Linked DNA regions of Homo sapiens: region 2 is linked to region 1. The links are chromatin loops, found by intact Hi-C in ENCODE. Cell type or tissue: heart left ventricle. All regions are shown on one strand. Each heading gives the region's core, and the rest is flanking DNA. Links, peaks and the distances in the headings are about the cores only. Region 1 has its middle 27 kb from the start of ZBTB43. Region 2 overlaps LOC107987129 (a long non-coding RNA gene).

Region 1 (2,901 bases), core at 1-2,500:
TCTCCTACTGTTTTGTTTGTTTGTTGTTTGTTTTTTGAGATGGAGTCTCACTCTGTCAACCAGGCTGGAGTGCCGTGGCGCCATCTCAGCTCACTGCAACCTCTGCCTCCTGGATTCAAGCCATTCTCCTGCCTCAGCCTCTCAAATAGCTGGGATTACAGGCGTGCACCACCACTCCCAGCTAATTTTTGTATTTTTAGTAGAGACGGGATTTTACCATGTTGGCCAGGCTGGTCTCCAACTCCTGACCTCAGGTGATCCACCCACCTCAGCCTCCCAAAGTGCTGGGATTACAGGCGTGAGCCACCGCACCCAGCCTCCTCCTGTTTTTATAAGGCATTAATCCTGTAATGAGGGCCCCACCCTCAGGACCTCAAGCCTGGCCAACATGGTGAAACCCTGTCTCTACTAAAAGTACAAAAAAAAATTAGCCGGCATTGTGGCACACGCCTGTAATCCCAGCTACTCGGGAGGCTAAGGTAGGAGAATCGCTTGAATCCAGGAAGCAGAGGTTGCAATGAGCCGAGATCAAGCCACTGCACTCCAGCCTAGGCGACAGAGCAAGACTCCATCTTAAGAAAAAAAAAAGAAAAGAAAAGAAAAGAAAAAGAAAGAAAGAAAGAAAAAGATAAAAGAAAAGAAGACAGGATTAGGGAGGGGGTTCCTTTCACATGCAGACCCAGGTTTATCTGCACACATTCCTGGAATCCTGACCCTGAGCCATCTTCACAGAGCCCAGGTTTTTGGTTTTTGTTTTTGTTTTTATTTGTTTTGTTTTGTTTTGAGACAGAGTCTCCCTCTGTCACCCAGGCTGGAGTGCAGTGGCGCAATCTTGGCTCACTGCAACCTCCACCTCCCGGGTTCAAGAGATTCTCCTGCCTCAGCCTCCCAAGTAGTTGGGACTACAGGTGCTCGCCACCATGCCCGGCTAATTTTTGTATTTTTAGTAGAGACGGGGGTTTCACCATATTGGCCAAGCTGGTCTTGAACTCCTGACCTTGTGATCCACCCACCTCAGCCTCCCAAAGTGCTGGGATTACAGGGGTGAGCCAACGCGACTGGCCAGAGCCCGGGTCTTTGGTCTCCTTCCTGGAGGATGTTCGGTCCCCCTCCTGGGAGCTGGGGGAGGGCGAAGAATGGACCGCAGGCTTCCAAATTCCAGGGAGAAGCTCTCCTGGCTGGGAGTCAATGCCTGGATCTTCTTCCCGCATCTCTGTTGACCCCAGAACTGGGGAGCAGGGCCCTGCTTAAGCCCAGGGGGACACTCCAACATTCCCTGAAGATTTGTCTCCACGCCCACCTCGCAGGCTCAGGCTGCTCACCTGTCCTGGACCGGCTGCAGCAGCACCACCTCCAGGCCATCCCAGAGAAATGTATTTTCAGAACCCCACAGTGTGCCTGGATGACCTGGTTGGGCTGGGAGGCAGGTGGCAGGGGCCCGGCTGACACTGCAAGCCAGTGGCCTGGGGAAGCTCACCTCACCTCTCTGAGCCCCTGTAAAATGGGGATGTAACACCTCAAGGCGGGGCTGTGAGGATACAGTGAGACAGCCACACTACACATCTGGAAAGCGCCTGGCCCAGCAGGAGCCCAGTAACCAATTCTGATACAGTTCGATGATGTATTTGTTGGCCTAGTTTGCAAAATCCCCAAACATCCAACCATTTCTGAGCTTTATAAAAAACTCATCAAAGTCCTCGCCCCTCCCCCTCTTCTTTTCTTTGTCGCTTTGGACCTCAGATGCTCGGAACTAGGTCAATCACGACCGTCAGCTCAGCTCACAATCACTAGAGACCACACGTGGGTCCTCTGGTGTGTTTCTTTTGTTTTTGATTCTTTCACCCACTTTCTCCCACCCACTCCTGTCTCTCTCCCCTCTCCCACAGGCAAACATTCTTCTGTCATCAGTGTGTGTGTGTCCATGAAATCATAGATTGCAGCATTCATAAGTAGTATTTGCAGGACTTTTCGTTTGGCATTACATTTTTACCATCTTCCAGAGCTAAAGCACATCATTCTCACTTATTCCATGGAGCTGCGGCATGGGGTTTCATTACTCGGCTATGTTACCGGTAACCTACCCATTCCTTTACAAGTGGACACTTCGGTTGTTTCCATCCCTTGGCCAGTACAAATAAATGCTTTCAGGAGGGATATCCTCAGGCAAGTGTCTTTGTCTACTTGTGTGCAAGTTGCTCTGGGGCTTGTGCCTGGAAGTGGAATTGCCTGGGCATGGGTTGCGTACTCTCAACAGTGGCCACACCAGTTCACTGTCCTGCCAGGACCAGAGTTTCTGCATCCCCCTGTCTTCACCAGCATGAGCCTATCTGATGAGGATCAAATGAGCTTCTCAACACCTCTCTCTCTTTTTATTTATTTATTTATTTTTGAGACAGAGTCTTGCTCTGTCGCCCAGACTGGAGTGCAGTGGCTCGATCTCAGCTCACTGCAACCTCTACCTCCTGGGTTCAAGCAATTCTCCTGCCTCAACCTCCCGAGTAGCGGGGATTACAGGCATGTACCACCATGCCTGGCTAATTTTTATACTTTTTTAGTAGAGATGGGGGAGGTTTCACCCTGTTGGCCAGGCTGGTCTGGATCTCCTGACCTTGTGATCTGCCCGCCTCGGCCTCCCAAAGTGCTGGGATTACAGGTGTGGTTCACTGTGCCCAGCCTCGGTTGTCTTTTTTTTTTTTTTTTTTTTTTGAGATGGAGTCTCACTCTGTTGCCCAGGCTGAAGTGCACTGGCGCAATCTCAGCTCACTGCAACCTCCACCTCCCAGGTTCAAGAGATTCTCCGTCTCAGCCTCCCAAGTAGCTGGGACTACAGGCGCGTGCCACCACGCTCGGCTAATTTTTTGTATTTTTAGTAGAGATGGAGTTTCACCGTGTTAGCCAGGA
Region 2 (2,901 bases), core at 1-2,500, 55 kb before region 1:
GGTGAGATATTGGGGCAAAAAGGATGGTAGCGTCAACCTGAGAGGGGGCACAGGAGCAGGGAGGGACTAGGGTAGGGGTGGCCATTCAGGCCCCTGCTGGGTCATGTGAAAGTGACCAGTTTTCCTCATACAGATGCTGGGGCTGACCTCCCTGGAGTGTGATATCCAGGACCTTTTCTCTCCAGGTCAATAGAGAAAAAGAATGTTCCAGAGCCTTCTTCAGCCTGGAAGCTTCTGGCAGGTTCCAGTCACTCTGTGGGCAGTACCAGCTGCAATCTTGCCACCAGGCCCCACCCACTCTGCACTGCACCACCCCTGGCATCCCACAGCCTCTGCAGGGGGCACCCCAGGCACCTCCAGGCCACTGGCCCCTGCATCTTCCGGACCAGTAGAACCAAATTTCTGTTCCGTGTACTTCTGTTCCGTGTCCCGTTTCCTTGTTCTGGTTACATGCATGTCACAAAGTTATATCTGTGGCAGCTAGCTGTGTAGCCTGGGGCTGAATTAATAAGGAGTACATTGTAGAATCAAGTTAATGACTGCAACTCTAAGACAGGTGGCTTGGGAGTCAGACAGAACCAAGTTCAAATCCTGACTTATTCGCTCTGTGTCTTTAGGCAGTGACTCCTCAGACCCTCCGTGCCCTCTGCTCACCCTTCCTCCTGTCTCACCCCTCTGCGGTTCACAGCCCCTCTTCCCTCAGGCCCCTCTTGTTCACACTTATCTCCTGTTCATGTGCCCCTCTCCTCCTTCGACCCCACTCCCAGGCCACACGCCTCTCACGCCCACACCTAGGGCAGGTTCCCCACTGTCTCCAGATTGATACTGGTCAGTTACCTCAGGGTTCTGAAGGAAGAGCGCTGAGACCCAGAGGCCACCCCATGCCCCTCCCTTTACCTCCAGCCCCCAACCTGGTCTCCAGGCAGGTGCCAGCCCGGGCCGGCCTCGGGGACCTGGCTGGCCTGCCTGGCTCGACTGGAGTATTCCGCCCTGACTCAGGTCTTGGGAACACCGCTCTGCCCCCAGGGGAAGTTGGGGGTGGCGGTGGCAACTGGGCTTCCAGGCTGGCCCGGATTTCTGCTCCTCTGACTCCCTCCCCCAGCAGTCCCCTCCCACCGCCCACCCCGCTGCGCTCCCCGGGAGCAGGGGAGAGGCGTGGCCCGAGACGAGGCCCAGAAAGGGGGCGGGGCCGGACGGAGACGTTCCGAGGCCAGCCCCGCCCCCTGGGCCCCGACAGCCCAGACCCCCTCCGGGAAGGCCCCGGGAACCAGAGTAGGGCACAGGCCGGGCGCCCCTCGGAGTTCGGACGCCCCGGGCCTGACCCGCACCCGGCCTGGTGGGGCCACCCCTCGGCCGGGGAGGCTCCCAGAGCCAGCACCCGCTTCCTCCCCAGGGCGGGGCCCGGCGGCCATGGGCCAAGCGCCGTAAAATTTAAAGAGGTGAGAGAGACACTTCGCAGAAACCTCAGCGGCGCGGGGAAATGAAATAAGGCCTCCCCCCGGGGCGCCCGCCCCCGCCCGCGCTGCCCAGGCCCCAGGTCACCCTGGAGGGTCCAGGTGCGGGCCCCGCGCACAGCAGCCTCTCCCCGGGCGGGCGAGGGCTCTCTCCCTTTCCAGCGCTGCCCCAGGCACTCGGGGATCGGGACCCAGCCAACGGCCCCAGTCCCAGGCGGGGGCCGAGCTGGCCCGAGAAGCTCTCCCCCTCCAGGGCAGAGAGCGTCCCCTCCCCCACGTGGAAAAGCAAACCCAGACCCCCCTGCCCCACTAAAAACTTGTCCCTCTCCTTTCTCGGTGTCCATGGTGGGTCTGGTTCCCACCGCTCCCTCCCTCCCCGCACAGTCTGAGACCCCCTTCCCCGGGCCGCCCCGTCGATCCCAGGTGATGGATGGAGCCTTCAGGGAGCCCGCGCGGGCGGGCTAGGCTCGGGCGGAAATGAAGAGGATAAGATCTGCGAGCAGAGCCGCCTGACACCGTGATATCCGCCTGGCTCGCTGCGCTCCGGGTGATGGATGGGGCGGAGCTCCCCACCCCCCAGCCCCGGAACCTGGCGCCCCTCCCAGAAACACCGCTCCGCTGCCACACACGCGGCCGCCGGACTCCCAGCCACCGGCGCACTCACGCGGCGCCCCCCACGCATCAGCCCGGCGCGCACGAAGGGAACCGTTCCTCTTCCCAGTCCCCTGGCGCTAGCACCAGCAGGACTGCCCTTAGCGCACACCACACCTTACCCACTTGCCCATCACACAGCCTCTTCCGCGCACGCACATACACATGCATGCAAGCTGCACGCCACCCCTCCCGCCCCCCAAACATGTGTTCTTTCCTGAGTCTTGGAGCCACTCAGGAAGAGGGTTTGACTACCGTGAAACTCAGCCCTGGGCGGGGGTCTTGGGACAGGGAACAGAACAGCAATTGCTAATTGTGCTTAGCATCTTGTTCGGCCACTGAGCAGGTCGGGCTTGGCATGGACCACGGCAGCTGAGGCGCCAGGACTGTCCGAGCAGGCCTCACCATCAGTGTTACCATGGTTACCATCTTCCTAGCATTATCACTCAGCGACATCATCGTTACCATGGTTACAGGCACCGCATCTCCCTCTTCCGCGTTGCTGCCATTTGATTCCCATCACCATTACCATTCATTCATTCACTCATTCGTGTATCACTCATCCCCTCTATTCATCAGCTGGGGATAGAGAGATAAGTCAGTCGGTCCCCACCTTTGAGAGCGCACAGCTGAAATAGGGGAGGCAGAGGTAAGCAGCCAAGAGCCTGGTGCATTCTGTAGAGCCCTGAGGAACAATGAGGCCTTGCCACATAGATGGCACCAGGCAGGAAGGACCACAGTAAGAAGAAAGGCATGCAGCTGTCAACAGCATCATCGCCACCACGGGGTGCTCCAT

What was found. Hi-C counts contacts between places; a loop is a spot of excess contacts. Peaks named below come from ENCODE experiments on the same cell type or tissue, not always from the same donor. Only the 100,000 strongest peaks of a DNase experiment are listed, where the experiment ranks them.
Region 2: a loop joins it to region 1, with 2.5 times the contacts of the local background. A loop is called at or near these places in 7 of 110 quality-filtered maps.

What each region holds. Positions count from the first base shown.
Region 1 is chr9:126,776,585-126,779,485 of GRCh38, forward strand. No RefSeq gene overlaps it. Among named protein-coding and RNA genes, the nearest start is that of ZBTB43, 27 kb to the right of the region's middle. In heart left ventricle, for the core only: a CTCF peak has its summit at 1,390 (motif pointing left); no DNase peak of the experiment used is centred there; H3K27me3 peaks cover 1,856 bases.
Region 2 is chr9:126,721,447-126,724,347 of GRCh38, forward strand. It overlaps LOC107987129 (a long non-coding RNA gene), which reads left to right. Exons shown (of 3, transcript XR_001746936.3): 3 at 186-2,901. Among named protein-coding and RNA genes, the nearest start is that of ZBTB43, 82 kb to the right of the region's middle. RefSeq lists an enhancer at 602-661 and silencers at 902-1,511, 1,572-1,651. In heart left ventricle, for the core only: no CTCF peak of the experiment used is centred there; DNase peaks (open chromatin) are centred at 1,135 and 2,025; H3K4me3 peaks cover 1,519 bases; H3K27ac peaks cover 369 bases; H3K27me3 peaks cover 2,012 bases.